Regions from separate parts of the Mus musculus genome. Here regions 1, 2, 3, 4, 6 and 7 are each linked to region 5. A link is a contact called in ENCODE Hi-C data. All regions are on one chromosome and are shown on one strand. Each heading gives the region's core, a stretch centred on a gene start or an enhancer-like site at or near the end of the contact. The rest is flanking DNA. Distances are from core to core; before and after follow the strand shown.

The links. Hi-C counts contacts between places; a loop is a spot of excess contacts on that map.
Region 1: a loop to region 5 is called in a map of T-helper 2 cell, with 25 times the contacts of the local background. The contact joins the enhancer-like site here to the promoter of Ddx23 in region 5. A Hi-C loop is called at or near these places in 2 of 37 maps with a recorded cell type or tissue (T-helper 17 cell and T-helper 2 cell).
Region 2: a map of regulatory T cell shows a loop between it and region 5 (23-fold over the local background). The contact joins the promoter of Cdh12 here to the promoter of Ddx23 in region 5. A Hi-C loop is called at or near these places in 3 of 37 maps with a recorded cell type or tissue (T-helper 1 cell, T-helper 17 cell and regulatory T cell).
Region 3: a map of T-helper 17 cell shows a loop between it and region 5 (18-fold over the local background). The contact joins the promoter of Acot10 here to the promoter of Ddx23 in region 5. A Hi-C loop is called at or near these places in 3 of 37 maps with a recorded cell type or tissue (T-helper 1 cell, T-helper 17 cell and T-helper 2 cell).
Region 4: a loop to region 5 is called in a map of regulatory T cell, with 59 times the contacts of the local background. The contact joins the enhancer-like site here to the promoter of Ddx23 in region 5. A Hi-C loop is called at or near these places in 3 of 37 maps with a recorded cell type or tissue (T-helper 17 cell, T-helper 2 cell and regulatory T cell).
Region 6: a loop to region 5 is called in a map of T-helper 17 cell, with 37 times the contacts of the local background. The contact joins the enhancer-like site here to the promoter of Ddx23 in region 5. A Hi-C loop is called at or near these places in 2 of 37 maps with a recorded cell type or tissue (T-helper 17 cell and T-helper 2 cell).
Region 7: a loop to region 5 is called in a map of T-helper 2 cell, with 34 times the contacts of the local background. The contact joins the enhancer-like site here to the promoter of Ddx23 in region 5. A Hi-C loop is called at or near these places in 2 of 37 maps with a recorded cell type or tissue (T-helper 17 cell and T-helper 2 cell).

What each region holds. Positions count from the first base shown.
Region 1 is chr15:21,354,429-21,357,235 of GRCm38, reverse strand. All of the region lies in intron 2 of Cdh12 (cadherin 12), which reads right to left. Among named protein-coding and RNA genes, the nearest start is that of Gm25101, 240 kb to the right of the region's middle. Within about 2 kb of position 1,357, at least 1 of the 3 ENCODE cell types and tissues checked has a DNase peak (open chromatin) inside an H3K27ac peak, as active enhancers do.
Region 2 is chr15:21,109,851-21,112,705 of GRCm38, reverse strand. Cdh12 (cadherin 12) reads right to left here and starts at 1,254. Exons shown (of 12, transcript NM_001008420.2): 1 at 1,227-1,254.
Region 3 is chr15:20,665,295-20,668,185 of GRCm38, reverse strand. Acot10 (acyl-CoA thioesterase 10) reads left to right here and starts at 1,436. Exons shown (of 1, transcript NM_022816.2): 1 at 1,436-2,891. The coding sequence starts at 1,533. The coding sequence ends at 2,852. It also overlaps a transcript of Cdh12 not described here.
Region 4 is chr15:19,019,739-19,022,534 of GRCm38, reverse strand. No RefSeq gene overlaps it. Among named protein-coding and RNA genes, the nearest start is that of Gm35496, 160 kb to the left of the region's middle. Within about 2 kb of position 1,534, at least 1 of the 3 ENCODE cell types and tissues checked has a DNase peak (open chromatin) inside an H3K27ac peak, as active enhancers do.
Region 5 is chr15:98,661,429-98,664,215 of GRCm38, reverse strand. It overlaps Ddx23 (DEAD box helicase 23), which reads left to right and starts at 1,327. Exons shown (of 17, transcript NM_001080981.1): 1 at 1,327-1,393.
Region 6 is chr15:18,929,406-18,932,473 of GRCm38, reverse strand. All of the region lies in intron 2 of Cdh10 (cadherin 10), which reads right to left. Among named protein-coding and RNA genes, the nearest start is that of C030047K22Rik, 110 kb to the right of the region's middle. Within about 2 kb of position 1,629, at least 1 of the 3 ENCODE cell types and tissues checked has a DNase peak (open chromatin) inside an H3K27ac peak, as active enhancers do.
Region 7 is chr15:19,274,831-19,278,059 of GRCm38, reverse strand. No RefSeq gene overlaps it. Among named protein-coding and RNA genes, the nearest start is that of Gm35496, 91 kb to the right of the region's middle. Within about 2 kb of position 1,491, at least 1 of the 3 ENCODE cell types and tissues checked has a DNase peak (open chromatin) inside an H3K27ac peak, as active enhancers do.

The sequences.
Region 1 (2,807 bases), core at 108-2,607, about 77 Mb after region 5:
CATAAAGAATGTGTACCACATATGCTTCCGATTTCCAGAGATGTGAGAAGAGGACATCACTCTCCTCTTAGTGACTGAGAGTTATGAGTCCTTAAATGGATTCTAGAAACTGAACCCTGGTTCTCTGAAAACCACCAAGTAATGTGAAACCCTGAGTGTCTGTCCAGCCTCAGCACAGCAAAATGTAGAAAGATATCAAAGTCACTGCATAGGCTTCTCAGATTATCTGCTGATGGACAGTGGTATCCTGGTGACCAAAAGAGGTATAGGTTTTAAACAGCATCAAATTACCCAATATCTAGTTTATCAATATATATGAAAATTAATATAATAGCTTCTTGAATATTGAAAAATCTAACTAATTAAATAACATATCACAGTTTTAACAGAAAATTACACATCATAAGATTAAACCCTGTGTTTTTACTCAATGACAACTTTTAAAAACATACTTTCTATTTTTAAAGGATAGGGTTTCACTGTGTTGTCCTGGCTGGTCTAGAACTTGCTTTGTAGACCAGGCTAGCCTTAGAGTGACAGAGACCCATCAGAGCCAACTGCCCAAGTGCTGAGATTTGAGAAGTGAATCATTATAGCAGTCTAATTCTTTATAGATTGATTATATAAATACAGAAACATGGAAAGTAAAAATGGCAAAGCAAATTATATTGTTCTGCAAATGTAATCATATATTTATTTCTCTGTGTAGCTATACTTGGTTTAAAAAAAAAAAGCAAAGAAAACACTGGGTAGACATTTTCCAATCACTAAACCCATAATCTTTTCTCCATATCATTTGAGGTCCTCAAATTGTGTTTTTTAGTGCCAAGTGGTAGTGGCTCATGTCTTTAATCTCATGACATGGAAGGCAGAGGCAGACGGATATCTGTGAATTCCACACCACTTTGGTCTACAGAGCAAGTTTCATAACAGACAGGGTCACATGGAGAAACCCAGTCTCAAATTTTACATACAAAACACACACACACATAAACGCACACATATATATACATACATATACATCATGTACATATATACATGCTTTACAATTCTGCCTTGTATTCATATACTGAAATTGGTAGAGTCAAAAGCATTGACAAATTTCTCATAAATGATATGTAGAATATATGTCGAGTGAGTGTGCATTTGTGTGTTTTCTTCTGTTTATTTCTTTAAAATAAATAGTAACTGAAAAGATGGAAAATGTGGCATTTTATGAGACTTAGAAAATGTTGAACGTTCAGTGTTTCCAGCAATGGATCTCCATAGATAAAACTGATTTCTCCAGTTCTCTGGTGATGCAATTGAAGCTCAGTTTATGGCATGTGGCTAATTTTGTGTCTCATTTCCATAAGAACTGAAGGCGCCTTTCCTCCTCTTTGGATGGTGTAAATTGTTAAAAATATAATACTACATCACTTCATGTAGTTGTCTAAAATACCACATGCAGAAATTATTAATTACATAAAAATCACAAATAATAAAAACTAAGTGCTATATTTGTGTCTTATGCCAAGCATTAAAAATAAGGTTTCTCTGAGTAGGTGCAGACTGAAACCGCCAACTCTAATAAGATCACCCTTTAGTATTGACACTTAAAATAAAATCTCCCCGGAAAGAGTCCCATAAATGATGGATGCAGAAATAGGCACTGTCCAGATAGTTGTTTTGTAGAAGCAGTGGTGTTATTTTCTGATGTGTTCCAAGTCATCTCAGATGGTGCGTGAAAATGAGATGCCAAGAGAGGCTTAAAAAAAGATGCTGAGGCCTAGGTTCAGTGTGGAAGCAAATCTTGAATTTCAGTGCTTAAAAGTTGGAGAAAGCTAATCTAAAGTTAAATGTTTACCAGCCTATCTCTGAATGTGGTTTGCAACTGCTGCATTAAAAGGCAGCTCGTTTGTATTTTCTGTGAGTTGAAAAGTGCACATCAAATGGAAAAAGCGTTTATATAAATATACACAGCAGTGACTTTTATTTTCATTTGCCATTTACCAGGACACATTTAATAGACATGCCGACAGGGAGGCAGTTGGAGGAGAACTATCTGATTTTAGAAAGGTAGTTTTTCCTATGAAAATGAAAGAAAACTTGTACCACTATTGTTTCACGTGTAAAAATTTCGATTTACACATGAATGTGCTAGATAAACATATTACAGACATGTTATCAAATTAAATTTAGCCATTTAGTATAAAATACTTATTTTTTATGGTGTGTGTGAGTGTATATGTGTGTTTGTGTATGTATGTATATGTGTGTACGTGTGTGTGTGTGTGTGTATTTGTGTGTGTGTATGAGTGTGTGTAAGCTCATTCATGACATGGTTCTTAGGTGAGGAAAAGAACCGCAGATTTCAGTGCATTTCAATCAGAGACTCTTTGTGATTTACTTGTGCCTAGTAAGACAGACTTTATATGCCAACCATGCAGGAGTTTTCCTGTTTCTGTCATCTCCTTTGAGTGTTGCAATTACAGGCACAGATTTATATCTCGTGCTGTTTAAGTGGGTTTGATGGTTTGTTTGTTATTTGTTTCTTTTTCCAGACATGGGCTTTCAGGCTTGCCCAGTAAGTGTTTTACATCTTTTCACATTTTCCCCATATCAAAACGTGCTTGCATTGTATGCCCTAAGCCCTGGAAGCAGGCATGCTTGTCCAAGAGAGATGGAGAGAAATGAGTATAGCTCTTAGGTGACAAAGAGGATAGTTGTCTTGAGAAAGGAATAGCAGAAGATTGAAGCAAACATTTACAAAGAACTTTGACACAAACTGTCTAATATGCCTTTTTCCTTTTATATGTTTTTAAATC
Region 2 (2,855 bases), core at 5-2,504, about 78 Mb after region 5:
AAGTAGACATATCATTTGCACTTTAATGTTTCAGGTTAGTTATTATAACTAAGCATGCAAACTACTGCAACAGAATCAAACTGTATTTTAAATAGTGTATTTAATTAGTTTAAAATAATTTTATAATAAGGGACCCACACAATAATAAGGTACATAGACTCTTTTCTCTTATTTCCAGTGTGATAGTCAATATATCCTCTGTGAATTTGGTGAACAGAGTGATTCCCATTATTATATTTACCATAGTCTGCAAACAATACATCAGGGTGTTTTGATTTGTATAAATTGAAGGAGAAAGGAGAAAGTTTACCTAATTAAATTAACTTTGGGAAAAGTTTTACCATGATCTTTCTAGATACTTTCCACAAATAGAAGAGAAGGGATTCAGAAGAAATAAGATGGACTATTTTCTTGAAAGTGGGTGGATAATTGCCCTAAACTGTGTGTGACCCGTTAACCTAGCCTCAATTAACTATAGGTGGATTGCAAAATTAACTTCAGAAATGATATACCTAAAAGTCAAGATTCAACATAATACCTTGATTTACCTTCCTAAAAGCAAACATTTCAGAAAGCAATATTTTCTTTCTTTTCAAAACCTATCTCATAAGCGAATTCCATCTATCTTATATAGGGACTACACATTATGTCAATAGAATAATTAATGTTCTAGCTCATTTCTCTGAAAAACATTTGCTAGACCCTATATTAAAGTTCATCTCTTAAATGTACACTTTTAAACTCTCAGAGACTTAGTCTCACATCCTTATATCTAAAGGCAGCTCAGGGACATACTAGAGACCTGACCAAGATCTCAGAAATTATTTGCAAATTTCTTTGCCCCCAATTAAACTTAGAAGGTTTTAAGAATCCAATTTTATCCCTGACATCGTGGAATAACTTCAAACAAATTCAAGTTACCTTGACATCCTGCAGGTTTTTAATCGGGTATTACAGAAGCAAAAATGAAGTCATCTCCCCCTCACCCCGTATATCCCTTTATTTTTCTTTTGTGAAATGCAGAACTATCAGATTTGATAAGGACTCCTCTGAAATGCCATTATCTCCAAATTCAGTCTCCCATCCAGGACACTTGCTTGTAAAACTAAGCCTTCCCCTGCTTTAGATAGCCACTTACTGCAGTGCAGAATGTCAGGGCAGACAGTAAGAACTTTCCCGTGCAGAGATTCCGCGCGATGCAGCCAGTCAGGCGCAGCAGCACTTACCTTAATTGAAATACTCTCGGTGATCAAGTGAGAAATCCTTCAGATCAACCATAAACGGGTGAGGAGATCGAAGTTTTCAATCAACACCCACAGAGGGGCAGCGTGCTCTTCTCCTTTGCCTGTGTTTATGCCAAGCTCCTCGCTGTCTGAAGGGAGAAAAAGGATCAGCTGAAATCCTTGGAGATTTCTCAGTGAGTAAATTAGGACTGAGCGATGTTTTCTAGCGGGAGTTTCTCCGTGAACCTGTACTGTTTTCAGTCTCCCTAACTGCTGTGATGGACGCCTGTCATGTCCCTGGAGCCAGGCGGTATTCATTGACCTGATTAGCAAGCAATGCTCCCCCTGCGTGCAGGCAAAGCATGCGGAGAGGTTGTGGGTCTCCTGGGAATCAGAAAAGGAAGCAAGCCCACTTGGGAAACTGGTCTTTCCCAGCCTGATGGATAAACTACAACTATGACTATAATTTATAGGCTGATTAGAAACAGTGTTAGCCATTGCGGGGCTTCAGCAAATCTGCTTTCTCCAGCGGATGTTGGAAGATGCATTCGTGTTAGATATAAGGTGCGGCGAGACAATTACTAGACTGATCGGGCTGATTTGTAAGCCAAGCCTAAACCTGAAACATGTTTAAAGCATCGTGATAAAAGAGATCGCTGCATTTGCCTTTGCCCCTAGCTTGCTGCATATATCAACCTTTGTCTAACTAAAATGACTTTAAAGGTTTATTACAGCCCTCCAGAGGGCAACTCTCTGACTTGTAAAAAGACAGGATTCACACTAAACAAGCCTATCTGGCAGTTTCGTGCAGACACAAGCTTACAAACCAATGCATGTAAGACAGAGATCTGCTCCGGTACCTTTTTTTTCAAATAGCATTTGAAATGAGTATCACACTTAACAAAAACAAAACAAAACAAAACAAAACAAAACAAAACAAAAAGATTCATGTGGTTACCCAAAGTAACGTAAGAGTCCATCACACCTAACAGAGACATCATTTCTATTAAATGCTGATGAGAAGAAAGAAACAGCAAGAAAGGTATTTCTATCCAAGGGAATAAGTATGAAGCAATTGTTTAAATGTAGTGAGGTATTATTCCATACCTGCTGATCCTCTTCCTCCACTATCCCCCCTTTCTCCCACTTCTCAGTATCCTCCACTCTCCCACATCCAAAGTTACTAGGTCCCAGGAGAGATCTAAGGCTCTGGAAAAGGTCACAGAACTGACTGTGGAAGCCTCAAATGGTTAATTCTTGACAGCTCTCACTTTTGCAGGAGAAAATTATGCAAATAACATAAAAAGAACAGATGAAAAAAGTCATTTGCATGTCTTGAGGGTGAGAAAATTCTCATTGCCAGAAAGGAAACTGACGACTGTCCTCTCACAATAATACTGTGTGACATATTCAGCCTGCCTTCTCCATGTAGGTCGCAACTGGGACATATGGCATCCCTTTGTGCGTGTGTGTGTGTGTGTGTGTGTGTGTGTGTGTGTGAGAGAGAGAGAGAGAGAGAGAGAGAGAGAGAGAGAGAGAGCACTCTCCTTTTGTATTACAGTAATAGTACTCACATTTAGTTTCGAAAACTACCAAACCCATTTAACAAAATGTCCCAAATAAACACAATAG
Region 3 (2,891 bases), core at 187-2,686, about 78 Mb after region 5:
AAAGAACAGGCAGCTCATCATAATGAGAGGGGAAGGTGAAAGAAGGGATAGAAAAGAAACTGCAAAGACAAAAGTGGGGGATGGATTGCATCCAATGTGTGCCATATATATGCCATATACATATACATATACACATACACATACACATACACACACACACACACACACAGAGAGAGAGAGAGAGAGAGAGAGAGAGAGAGAGAGAGAGAGAGAGAGAAATCAAGTAAAGTGGAACATATTAGAAAATTTAATAAGACAGAAACATACAAATAAATAGAATCAGAGTACATCTGTCTAAAACAATGAGCAATCTGACTAAGAGGACAAATTAAAGAGAAGGCAGCCATCAGCAGTTTAGCAATGAGTTCTGTATGAAAAGCAATGCAGGCCAACCTTCCTTAAAATATAAAATATTCATGTGTGTGTGTGTGTGTGTGTGTTTGTGTGTGTGTGTGTGTGTGTTATATTGTCAATAAAATCACCTACCTACACAACATTTCATTTGTATGACAATGGCTCAAAGCCAGTATATAAATAGACTCTTTGAATGCTGCCAATTAGTAGTAAGCCTTACAACAGTTTTGATGAAATTTGTTGTCAGCTGTTCCCTTCCCTGAAGATGAGATTCTGGCAGAGGCTTCTAGATCTTTTCATTGGGAAGTGTTTGCTAATATGCTGCAAGTGGCTTGCTGGGCAGAGACAGAAAAACAACCAGGAATGCTGCCAATGTTTATGTATTTATAACTACATAGTCACTCTTCCCCAACAGTGAGACCATGCATATTCCCAAGCTCTTTGCAAGGTCAGGGAAAACAACCACCATCAAAAGTTCTAAGTTTTTACCAATTAGAAACCACGGCATGAATTTACTTTATTATTAACAATCCGAAACATATTTATACCTTTGGTTCATGTTTTCATTTTGTAAATATAGCTAAAAGATTCTAAACATAGAATAAAAATGCTGGACTAATAAGATATCACAGCAGGTACAGGATCTTGTTACCAAGTCAGACAATCTGATCTTGATATGTGGAATATCTGTGGCAAAAAGAAAGAACAACTTTTGGAGCCCGTCCTCTGACCTCTCTGAGCTGACACCTGTGTGTGCTTTAAAAAAATACAAACAAAAGCATCCCTCATCAATACGAACAAACAGCTGAAAGTCACACCATGTTTTACCATTAGGTGATTAATTTCCTCTTGATCTGAGGCTGTATGTGTTCACAATTGTGTACTCTGATTCATATTACTATGGATCCTGCATATTTGGGAAGAGAGGCTGTAGCTAGTTACCATTTCATATTAAATGTCTTCGGTTTCTATCAGGCCTTCTAATATAAGGGTTTATAATGTCATGGAACCCTATCCCGGGCCCTCTTGTGGCGTCACCTAGAAGGTGGGGACCAAGATTCAGTCCGGCGCAGTTGCCGGTGTTTGGAGGTGGGCTCACGCTCACACTCTTCTGCTACCGGTTTTTCTCTACCTGGGAGGACCTTGGTTGTCCACCCGTGGGTAGGCAGGGGAGTGCCATGAAGCGGGCAGCGATGAGGCTTTGGACCTTGAACAAGGGGCTTCTTACTCATGGCAGAGGACTATCTCAAGGATCCCAATACAAAATAAGTGAACCCTTACACATCCATCAAGTTCAAGTCAAGCTGCGGGAGATAGTAGGTATTTCCACAGTCTGGAGAGACCATGTACAAGCAATGGAGGAAAGGAAGTTACTTCATAGTTTTTTGCCTAAATCACAGAAAGTCCTACCACCGAGGAAAATAAGGGATAGTTACATTGAAGTTCTCCTACCTTTGGGTACTGACCCTGAACTACGAGACAAATATGTGACTGTTCAAAATACAGTAAGATTTGGCAGGATTCTTGAGGACCTTGACAGCTTAGGAGTTCTTGTTTGCTACATGCACAACCACAATCATTCTACCAATATGTCTCTTTTATCAATAGTTACAGTCCTGGTGGACAAGATTGATATGTGTAAACACAGCTTAAGCCCTGAACAGGACATTAAGTTCACTGGCCATGTTAGCTGGGTTGGAAATACAACCATGGAAGTGAAGATGAAAATGTTCCAGCTGCACGATGATGAGACATATTGGCCTGTTTTGGATGCAACCTTTGTAATGGTGGCTCAAGATTCTGAAAATAAGAGGCCGGCATTTGTAAATCCACTCATTCCGGAAAATAAAGAAGAAGAAGAGCTCTTTACACAAGGAGAATTGAACAAGAGCCGAAGGATTGCCTTTAGCACCAGTTCATTACTGAAAGTGGCTCCCAGTTCTGAGGAGAGGAATATCATACATGAACTGTTTCTTAGCACACTGGATCCAAAGACTATAAGTTTTCAGAGTCGAATTTTGCCTCCTAAGGCAGTGTGGATGGAGGATACAAAACTCAAGAGCTTGGATATTTGTCACCCTCAGGAACGAAATGTATTCAATCGGATCTTTGGTGGTTTTCTTATGAGAAAAGCATATGAACTTGCATGGGCTACTGCTTGTAGCTTTGGAGGTTCTCGGCCATATGTGGTAACAGTAGATGATATCATGTTTCAGAAGCCTGTTGAAGTTGGTTCATTGCTCTTTCTTTCTTCACAGGTATGCTTCACCCAGGGTAATTACATTCAAGTCAGAGTCCATAGTGAAGTGTTCTCTCTTGACAGTCGTGAGCATATGACCACCAATGTCTTTCATTTTACATTCATGTCAGAAAAAGAAGTACCCTTGATTTTCCCTAAAACATATGGAGAGTCCATGTTGTATTTAGATGGACAGCGACATTTCAAGTCTATGAGTACCCCAGTAACCTTAAAAAAGGACTACCCTGTGGAACCCTAGGAAAATCTCACTTGTTGCAAACTAGCACTCCCGGCACTG
Region 4 (2,796 bases), core at 285-2,784, about 80 Mb after region 5:
AGTTATCATATTTTCCTCTGCTATAAAATGAACAGAATAGTATTTACCATATTGAGTTATTGTGACAATTACTTGTGTCATTTTATAAAACGCAATGCAGATTCTGGAACAGAGAATGGAAATAAATGTCCAATAACGTAACAATAACCATCACCATCACCTCCACCTCCACCATCACCACCACCACCACGGCTATGTATCCTCAGTTGCTTTCAGTATAACTGATTAGTCGTAAAATTCTGTGTGCAAGTTTTCTAAGCACACATGTTGGTGAGACTGTCTATCACTGATGTATATCTTATCACTAAGACAATGCATTACACTTTAAAATATTTGGATTGTACCTTTCTGCTTGTCTTCATTTCTCATCCAATTTGAATACAAAGAGATATAAAATTGGACTCTATTATAAATATACAGAAAATTCTCTCAAAACCTAAGTTTAACTTTAAGTATTCGAGACCACTTAGTTCTTTTTTAAACAACTTAAAATTGAACTCCACTTTTTCTATCCTATATTAAAATAAATATTTAAAGAGTGCATCAAGATTTTTCTTCCTTCCACCCAGTCCTTACATGCTGTCTTCTCAGGCTATCACTTTTGGTAAAATGATGTAAGAAAATTTCGATATATAGCTGGCATAATTGTGCATAGTTGCTGTCAAGAATTCCTAGGCAGAGACTGTCATCTTTAAAGGTTGCTGTGACATTTCTAGAATATGCTTTTTCAAATATGAATGAAACATGTTGCCTTTTTGGTTGAGGGTGGGGAAGGTATGGAACCTGACATTTTCCACACTGCCAAAATTAGAAAACAGAGTATTGGAGTGCCAAGATTAATCAGTCACTCAACGAGTATTTATGCAATAGCTATTTAGATGCCCAATGTGTGACGAGAACTAACGTTATATCAGGTTTAAGTGTTTAACCAAATGGAAGGGAAAATTCAGTTTCTTTTATCCAAATTATATAGACCTGTCAGTATTTGGTAATGTTCACACATTGGGATCCCAAATGCTCCTACAACCTTAGGGATGCTCACAGTAATCACAAATGCAGACAAATTGTAATGATAAAATAATTAACTCTTTGAAAGCAAAAAAAAAAAAAAAGAAAGAAATGTAATCATGTATTTAGATGACAATTTCACACAGTGATTTGTAAAGCTAAAGCCCTATTCTGAAAAGAAAAAAAAATGTCAGTAGATATAATTACTAGATTTATCTAGCTTTTTATGTGCTAGAGCTTTAGTCATGTTAACCCAGTCTTTTAGAAATGAAATAAGAAAATTTCAATGTATCAGTAGTAAAAGGAAAGAAAATAAAGCTGAGCTATAGCAGTTATGCCGGCTGTACATGCTGAGAAGAAAACTCAACTCCAGTCTTTTTTATTATTAAAAAAAAAAAGAGGCAAAATTCATGCTAAGAATCTCAGGCCTGCTTCTAAATATTTCACAATGTGTAGGAGGTTTGTTCAGATAAATTTGGGGAAGAAGTTGCTCTGCTACCTTCCTGCAGAGTTGTAAATGTCACGTTCCAAACTCAGTATAATTCCACAGCTGGAAAAAAAAAATCACAAATAGTCTACCAGGTTTCCAATATGGCCTCAATCCTTTCCTGTTAAAATAGCTTAATAAAGAATGTCCATTTTGGTCTTATGCATATATGATCTAGATCAGAACCACTTACAACAAGAAGAAAAACTAGTATTGCAAAAAGGTTTTATTCATTTTTACTTTTTAGTTTCTTTCTTTTTTCTTTTTTCTTTTTTTCGAGACAGGGTTTCTCTGTATAGCCCTAGCTGTCCTGGAACTCACTCTGTAGACCAGGCTGGCCTCGAACTCAGAAATCTGCCTGCCTCTGCCTCCCGAGTGCTGTAATTAAAGGCATGAGTCACCATACCCTGAAAAGAAAAAAAAAAAAAAAAAACAAAACAAAAAACAAAACAAAAAAAAACCACCTAACTTGACCCTGACATGACCTAAACACACAACCTTCTTATATGGAGTCAGACATGCTACCAGTGCTCCATGAGGTCGCTGCTTTTTAGTTTCATTACTCATAGTTTTAAAAAAGTGACTTTCTCCCTCTTCTTTCTGTAGATAGATAGATATAGAGAGATGATAGATAGATAGATAGATAGATAGATGATAGATAGATAGATAGATAGATAGATAGATAGATAGATAGATAGATAGATAGAGATAGATAGATGTTAGATGGATGGATGGATAGATAGATAGATAGATAGATAGATAGATAGATAGATAGATAGATAGATAGATAGATAGAAGGATAGAAGGATAGATAGATAGATAGATAGATAGATAGATAGATAGATAGAAGATAGATAGATGATAAGATAGATGATAAGATAGATATTGACGTGAGAGAGAGAGAGTAATTGATTAGCTTTGCAACTGAATCTTATCTAAATGAGAATTCATTATTCTTTCAGTTTATTTCAGTATTTTTAAAAGTAATGTCTTGATGGTTCAGAGCATATTTTCTCATTGTTATCTATGTGGTCATCTCTGTGTCCCAATTTTGTTTTGAATTTATAAAATCAAGAGACTCTCTAAAGTAAATGACTAGCCTATAAATCTTTGAAGGTGTTCCTTAAATGTCAATATCTGAGTGGATTGTGGTGATGTTAGTAAGTGAAATTTGTACAGAGTAGTATATAAAATAGAATGTATAAAGTATTATGGTCTGAAGAAAATAACTACTAATTAATTGTGGAGGTTACTTCAAAGCTAAACCCTGTCCTATGGAAAGGGGGCTTTTGCTGAAGTCT
Region 5 (2,787 bases), core at 78-2,577:
ACCAGACCTGGGGCTAGAGAGATAGATGACTCCGTGGATAAGAGCACTGGTTTTTCTTCCAGAGGACCCAGGTTCATATTCCCGGCATCCATAGGGCAGTTCACAACTGTCTATAACTTCAGCTCCAGGGGATCTGACACCCTCACACAGACATGCATGTAGGTAAAACACCAATGCAGATAAAAATAGAATAAATTTAAAGTAGAAAGACCAACAACTATGTGGGATTAAAGCAAACCCGAGGATGGAAAATGTAAAAGGAGGCAGTGGGTACCCTGGTTAATCTCAACCATCCTACCTCGCACAATGTTGTATTCTGTTTCAGCGGGTGCTGACGGTACTGTTTGAACCCAAGAGAAAGGAAGTGGGTCTACGACTAGAAGAAAAATTCGGTGGACTGATGTATGGAGAACCTGAAGGAAGACATCAACAATAACAAGTAGCCCAAGTGGGCAGTTCCTGAAGACCAGGGAAACGAGGAAGCAAGGTCCCATGAGGAATGTTGAATAAATAGTAAGATACTTGAGGGGGAAGTCCTTCCAGGGAAACCTCTGAAATGTTAGTTTATTATTTATTGGGAGTAGGGGGACAGTGGGTACCCTGGGGTTGTTCAGGCATTCATCCTGCCGGGGCCCCAAGGTTACTCCTGTGACTGGAGTAGTTCTACTGTGAAAACTGTACTACCTTCATTGTGAAGTACTAAGCTACTCCAGTGAACTAATCTTTAGTTCATTATCTTCCATTCATCCACGGAGGCAATAATCTCTCTCACAATTTTTATAAAAAACACTTTTCAAAAAAAAAGGGGGGGGGCTGGCGAGATGGCTCAGTGGGTAAGAGCACCCGACTGCTCTTCCAAAGGTCCAGAGTTCAAATCCCAGCAACCACATGGTGGCTCACAACCATCCGTAATGAGATCTGACTCCCTGGTGTGTCTGAAGACAGCTACAGTGTACTTACATATAATGAATAAATAAATCTTTAAAAAAAAAAAAAAAAGCAAATTATTTGTTACCGTATAAACTTTCTCGCTGAAAGCTGCCAGCTTTGACTGAAATCAACTGCAATACCTACTAGAAGATTCCAGAAAGACTGCTGCGGAAGAACCTTGTAAGTAGAAAGACAACACTTGGAAAATTCTTTCTCCTACAAACACCGAACCTTTGGCAAACCACATTACCCAGAAGACCTTACGGCCTGGCCGGCCCTCGCGCCGTGCATTCTGGGATTGGTAGTTTTCAGGGCCTATTCGTCAGCTCGCGTGGTGCAGGCCCAGGAACTCCCTTTCCCGGCTTGCCGCGCGGCCTGGGTGCTCCTCCGTGATCTGGAAACGCGAAAGATGGCGACTGTTCGGCGACGTTGAGGCCGCGTTAGGCGGTTCAGGCGCGGGGTGGTGAGTCTTGGCGGTGGAGGCGGCTCCCACGAGTTTGGAGAGTGGGTGAGGAGCGGGAAGATAGCCGTAGCCTCAGCCCGGAAGGGGAAGAACGCCTCAGGGAAGGGGCACGAGCCAGGGCAGCTCCGGCGGGCAAGAGTGAAAGGGGCGCGGGCCCCGGGAGCAGTGTTGGCTGCCCAGGGCACAGGCCACTTCCAGGACTGTATTATGAGCCTAGACTTTGGCCCGTGGACATCGCCCTTGTTATACGTCAGTCTGACTTAATTCTTGTTTCCTTACTTCGGCCAGACAGGAACTCTAATGTGCTCCCAGAACCCACCCCATGCCTTCCGGCTCGGGGTTGCCAACTAGTGCTTCGGCCGGAGATTAGTTCTAACCCTAACCCACAGTTGCACATCTTCAAATTCTACTCGTACTTTAAAACGAGCCACTTCCTCTGTGGGCCCTTCCATATCCTCTTTACGAATGGAAAGGACCGGCAACTTTGGATTCTTCGCCTGAACGTTCTTATCTTGGCGTGTCTTGTGCCATCTGCTGCTTCCTGTGGACAGAATTTCATTTTGTAGTTTCCACGGGGCCTACAGCTGAATGTTGCATATATAGTAGCGCTTGATGAACAATTAAATGAAAACAATTGGCCTTTGCCCTACAGAGAACTGGGAAGCACGGCCAGGGTCTTTTGGAGCCCGGGTCTTTTGGAGCTTAAGCTGGCCTTGAATTCAGTATGCAGCCTAGTCCATTTTGTCTTTGGACGCTCAGTACTGCCTTCACCTTCCTAGTGCTATGATTACACTTGTAGACTATTAAGCATTTTCTGTAATTAAAAAAAAAAAACAAAAACCAAGTCTACATATTTCCTTGTAAGTCACCAGAGTAATTCTTTTCAAATGTAATTTTTGGTCGTATTATACTCTGCTTAAAGTTCTCCAAATGTTCTCGTTGAGATGACGTTGAGAGTCACATGCCTTTGCACGGGCCCCTAACAGTGTATTTTGCTTCTATTGACAGTTCTCATTCTGTCCCAGACAAACGCCATTCAAGCTTAGTGTCTTCTTTATTTTCTTTCTTTCTTTTTCTTATTTAAAATCTACTTATTTAGTGGATTGAGTACATTATAGCTCTCTTCAGACACACCAGAAGAGAGCATCATATCCCATCACAGATGATTGTGAGCCACCATGTGGTTGCTGGGATTTGAACTCAGGACCTCTGGAACAGCAGTCAGTGCTCTTAACCGCTGAGCCATCTCCCCAGCCCCCTGTCTTTATTTTGTTTTCCTTTTCCTTTTTTTCCCTACAGCTGTAGTGAAAGTCACCAGTAACTTCCACTTCCCCCCCAAATCTCTAGTTCCTACTCTTGGTTTTAAGTTGAAATCCAAGCACCTTTGCCCTGGT
Region 6 (3,068 bases), core at 380-2,879, about 80 Mb after region 5:
GGCAAGACCCCGGTGCTCTTTCTAGATTGATGATTGATGTGGCAAGGGCCAGATCACTGTGGGCAGTGTCACTCTCAGGCTATTTTGTTGCTACTGGGTTGAAAAGCAAGCAACTAAGCAGTGTTCTCCCAATGCCTCTGCATTAGCTCCTGCCTCGAGGTTTCTGCCCTGTTTGAATCATTGCCCTGAATTTTTCTTGTGATGGATACTGTGGAACGGAATGCTGAAATGAACCCATTCCTCCACATGTTGCTTTGGGTCAAGATGTTTTATCACAATAATACAAACCATAACTAAGACCACAAAAGACCCTAACGCAGAGAAATAAGGAAGAGAGCAATTGTGGAAACAATTTGATTTCCTCTTTTGTTCTCTGCACAGTGGCACACCCACACCTGTGTTCACACACATACCCTATTTCATTTCCTCTCTCCCCTTCCCTCTCCTTTTCTGTCACCTTCTTTAGCTCCCTCGTGTCACCATCCTCTTTCTCCCCCACCACTAGCTCTCTTCATTTCTTCTTCACCATTTGACAAGTAGTTTTAAGGGATGATTATTTCTGAGTTTCCTTTTCAATATTTCCTTCCATTAAAAGATTATTTTACACAATCTCAATTGATATATCAAAATAACTAATGTAATACAAAGAATATTTTGTATTCTTATTCTGATTGCTACAAAGTTTCTAGCACTTCCCAGTAGCCTTTGTAGTACAATTACCCTCAAGTCATGAGATGAACCAAGTTCCCTTTTCATCTTAGAGTCTTGGAGGCTGCAACAGTATATTTTGGACTTAGAAACTCAGAAAAAATTTAAGCATAATAAGCGTATCCTAACTGTATGATAGCATCTTCCGCAGTTTCGGGGTGATGCTTCCTCATATTGAAAATTTTCTGTAGACACACAGGATTATCACAGAAACTTCACACTGTTCTTCTCACGTTGTATCAGATGGCAGAATATTCCAAGTTCTATATTGCCCCAATATAATGACTGTGTTTGCTCAGTTAAGATTTTCATACTGGAGGGATCATATTTTTCGTGGAAATTCATAGTCAGTTAGTTACTGAATTATAACTTCAGGAAGAGAGCATTGCCTGTCTTTTCCAATGGATTTTAGTTCATCATCAGAATTAGTTTGATTTTCAAATATTATGTGTCTGCTTCATAGTACTTATGGTTACTCTCATTCTCTAAATGCCATCTTCTTCTGGCACATGACCAGTCTAATTTGTATCATATGCACCCTGCTCCTTTTGTGGTATTGTCATTTCAAAAGGTCTCTACATCTCTTTAGTCAAAAAAAGGTACTTACAAGAAAAAGTCAGAGCATTCAAGATTATCAATTACTACGAAAACTTTAAGTGTCCATAAAAGTCAGGAAAAAATTTCTGTACGCATACAATATATACATTGTATTGGCTGGTTTTGTGTGTTAACTTAATACAAGCTGGACTTGTCACAGAGAAAGGAGACCCAATTGAGGAAATGTTTCCATAAGATCCAGCTGTAAGGCATTTTGTCAATTAGTGATCAAGAGTGGGAGGGCCCATTGTGGGTGGTGCCATCCCCGGTCTGGTAGTCCTGGGTTATCCAAGAAAGCAAGTTGAGCAAGCCAGAAAAAGCAAGCCAGCAAGCCACACTCCTCCATCTCTTCTACATCAGCTCCTGCCTCCAGGTTTCTACCCTGTGTGAATTCCTGTTCTGAATTTGTTTGATGATAAACAGCAATGTGAAAGTGTAAGCTGAATAAACCCTGTCCTCCTCAACTTGCTTCTTGGTCATGGTGTTTCACTGCAGCAATAGAAACCTTAGACTGATATATAATATTTTGATATAGTTGTAATAAAATGTAAAATCTCACACCAATATCCTCTGTTGCTATGCAAGACTATAGAAAGAACCATAGTTTTTCCTCCTTATTTAAGTAAAAGAGAAAACTAAATTTGATAATATTCTTATGTATGTATTTATTTGATCAATTTTCCTGTTGGGGAAAAAAAAAACTACCTTCCAGAACTTCTGCTCTCAAGGGATGCCATTTTATGTCTACATTTGAGTCTCTCATACTCAGGCCTTTTGTACACAACACAGCCTTCATTTTACTCACCACCTACTCTCACACAGAGCCACTAGGCAGACAGCACATATGTTCTTTTTTTTTTTTTTTGGTTACAGTTCATCTTATTGCACTTGTACAATGTCTTCCCACCCTGAAACCCTGAACAACTTTGCATTTGCTAAAGATGCTTCTTTACCCAAATTTGGGTCCAACAGGTTCCTTGGTAAAAGAAATAGTCTTTAAAAATCTTCAACATGAGTGTCTCATTTAGTCTATCTTTAACAAATTAGGAACTGAAGTGTTTGTAGAAATGGACATGTTAGGGGGCATCTGGAATTAAGCAAGCAAGCAAGCAAGAAAGGTATTGCTCAAAACCTAACAAATATACCTTGACATGGATTTGAAGAATCCTCATTCTTTCCCTGAAACCCCACCCCCAAGAAAAAAAACAAAGAAGAAAAGGAAAGGAAAGAAAGAAAAAAAAGAAAAAAATGAAAATGAGAACGTTACTGTTATTCATGCAATTTAATCTATATTTCGAGAAGAAAAAAAATCTAAGAAAACAGAGGATGTTGTTAAATCATTCAATTTCTGTCTTAGTCATTAAAATCCAATAATATTTCAGTATTTTAGGGATACATTTTGCTGAGGCCAGAATCACACTGAAATAGAAAGGTTGTGGCATTAGTTAAAAGACAGGAAAAGAATGGAAAGAGGGGGAATGAGAGGAGGCAGAGACAGCCACAGCAGCATTACCTCACTGTCAAATGGACAGTGAGTTGTTGTACTTTCTTGAATTCAGTTTGACCTCAATTATATGGACAATGAACTTTTGACTAAGCTGTGACTATGTGGGTGTTTTCAAAACCAAACGCACAACTTTTTAAACATTTTTAGACATACTAGAAGATCTATTTCTGATTTTGAAGTTTTTTATTGAAAAATGTTTCATTCAAAATATTTCTATGAAAAACATTACACCACAGAAAAAAGTATTTTCAGAGCC
Region 7 (3,229 bases), core at 242-2,741, about 79 Mb after region 5:
TATTTTATTTTAATCATGTATATGAGTGTGTGTGTCTGTGTGTGGATTCATCCATATAAGGGCAGACATCCATGGAAGCCAGAAGTGTTAGATCACTGTGGATCTGGAGTTAACTGATGTTAGTGGTCCTCATGAATATGAGGCTTCAAAGATTCGAAAACATGCCTTCTCTTGAACAGTATGAGCTCTTAACCCCTGAGACATCTCAAGTCCTATTTTACAACCTCATCTGAAACAAATTTCCTTGAAGAAAGAGAAGGGAAAAATGAATGCCAAAACCTACTTTTGGTATCATGGAATGGTTTGGGGATGTCGATAGTTGCAAGCTGGTTAAAACTAAGCATTAGAAGAAAACATCAAGAAGATTAAGAATCAAGTTTAGGGTCTTGTGTGAACCTACCAGAGTTTGATGATTGGTCAACAATTGTCCTGGACCATTCAGCCCACACAGAGTAGAAGCCGCAGGTTAGATTGGCCTAAAATGTACTGCTTGAGTTCAGTAGCTGAGGAGACTTATGTTATCGAGCATACCAAGTAACCCATAAAGGAGAGGACTGCCAGGACTGAGGACGGGAGAAGAGGAATACAAAGTTAGAGGGCCACATCATGGAGAGAAAGCAGAGGCGAGGTAGAATTTTACGAAGGACACAGGGTAGAAAATCTCCACCTCCTTCAGCATTCTCATGGTACCAAGCTTAATAGACCTTCGATCTTGTTTCTTCATCCACTGTCCTCAAACTTTCTGATTTTCTCATAACAGGAAAAATAAAAGTATCTTAAATGTACTACTTGTATTGACAAGTCATATTCATGAGATCCATATTTCCACTAAGATTATGATGACAGTAAAGGAGACTGACATTTGAATAGCTCGTCACCTCAGAGCTAATGATTAGTGAGAAAAGATGATTAAATTATGGTCTTAACTATGAAAGTCTTAGCCAATTTCTCATTCTCGCATTTGTTTTTGTGGAATTTATTTATTTATTCATTCACTTTGCATTACAGTGGAGCACAGTGGGTGTATTTATAGACGATATATATATATATAATTTGTTTTACTTTTTCCCCAAAATGGTTGTTTTATTTATTATTTCACTTTGAGACTTTTATAAATTTGCAATGGCAATGAAGAACTAAAACAATCTAGGTCAAATATCACATTTATTGTACTGGAAGATGTAACTGAGAATAATATATAAAACTTTAAACCATAAAAATGCTTATGTCTTATTCATGCACAGTTTAGTTAGAAACTATATACACCTTCATGTTTTAGAATTTTAAAGCAGACTGTAAAGTGTTTTACAACAGCGTTCACATGCAACTCTGAATATCATTTGGAACTTTGACCAAAGAAAGCAACGACCAGCAGCAGTTCATGAGCCGCTCTAAGCTCCTGAAATCCAGAAGATGGTGCTGTTTCCATTTCTACTGCAGTTTGCAACTGCACAGAAACAATTTATTTTCAGTTCGGCTATTGATGGCTGTGAATTATTGACCGTACCTTCGCAATAGGAACAGTTAATGCAGCTTTGCTCTTGAGGGTTTCACATTTACAAATAATTTGCATAACATTTCCACACACCGGGTATTAGAAAATGTACTGCATCACAAGCCATCTCACATTAATGGACCCTGATCAGTTGCAGCCAACCCAGTTATCTTTTGCAAGGAGTACTCTTAAATGTGAAAATGCATATTAGATAAAAGACCTATTTAATTTTCTGGTTACTTATACGGCTATTAAAATGCAACATGCAGACCATTAAAGTGGTGATGATCCTTATTTAATGGAATGTGAATTTATTCTTCCAAACGCTGAGCAGTTTTATAGTGACATGTTAATTATGCACTAGCCAGGCACAAAAGATTTCAGCCAGTTAACACAGATAAATGGGGTACGTGGTATCTATAAAGTATCAAGCCTATTCCACTTCATGCAGACTTTATTAATGAATCCTTCATAACATCTTACAACTGTCTAGGATACTGCTGACAAGAGGAACACTTTGAAAAGTTCCTCCATGTACCTTTGCCAAGCATTGTCCTTGTAATGCTCACAGACTGTGCTGTCATTATCATATCCTCCCTCAAAGAAAAGTAAAATAAAAAGGGCAACTAGAAATGTTCAAGTATACCTACCAACAAATCAACACAGAGTAAATAGGTGAAAATAGATCTAAAAATGTTTGTATATTTCTAGCATGGATGACAACTTCGCTTCTTTCATACTGAACTAGTGAGACCCTAAATTAAATTAGCCAATTTTTTTCCTTAAAAATAAGAATACAGGTGCCTTTGTAAAGTCAGCCTTTTAACCTATATAAGAATTTTAATAAATTAGGCTTAAACAGTATGATTAAAATATGACATAGGCACTTTTTTTTTTTTTTGGTAAAAGAAAGCATGGACCAAAATACAGAAAAATCTGAGAAAAGAGAAAGCCACAGAATTATTATTTGTGCTGGAGTCTGTGTGTGCTGTACAGATGGATCACAGATGCCCAAATAAAGGGATGGACAACAATTAATTGCATTGTTCCTTAGTGAGCAGGCACCTATAAACAATAGTACATAACACATGTTGCTTTTTAAGGGGTGAAAATTATCCTCTGGAATTCCAGAATGGAGGTTTCAAAGACAAAACAGGTGATTATCTATCAGTCATTAGTGGGTACTTTTGTATTTGTTGCTCTTGTATCTTTTAAATGTCTTTCCTGAGGCTAGCTAAGGAGAAAAAAAAGCTTAATTAGATACTGTCAGTTGAGACTTGGAACAAACTTTTTTTTCTAGAAACTTTGAAGAATATAAAAAGTTCAGATCTCTGTCAAAACTTAGACTGTAAAAGAAAGGAACATAATAGATAGATGCCTCAGTCTCACTCAACTATGGATAATATAGTGAAGTTAGCAACAAATTCATTAAATAAACCAGGAAAGGACATAGCACGTTTATGAATATGATGTCTTTTAAACTTACATAGCACAGGTTTTTAGTGGGATATATGCTCTTCACAAATGACTGTTCCCCCCAAGCTACACGAACTTAATTCAATAATTAGTTACCTCATTTCATTTTCCTGCATCCCTTTCCCAAAAGTACTTCTAACACTTTATTTGCCTGCAGCCAAAATCTAAGGAGGATCATTGCAGCTGGTTCTTCTGATGATGGCAATTTAGGGGAATAGTCAGTGCTTCTGGAAATATAATTGTGTTTCTTTGTGTTCT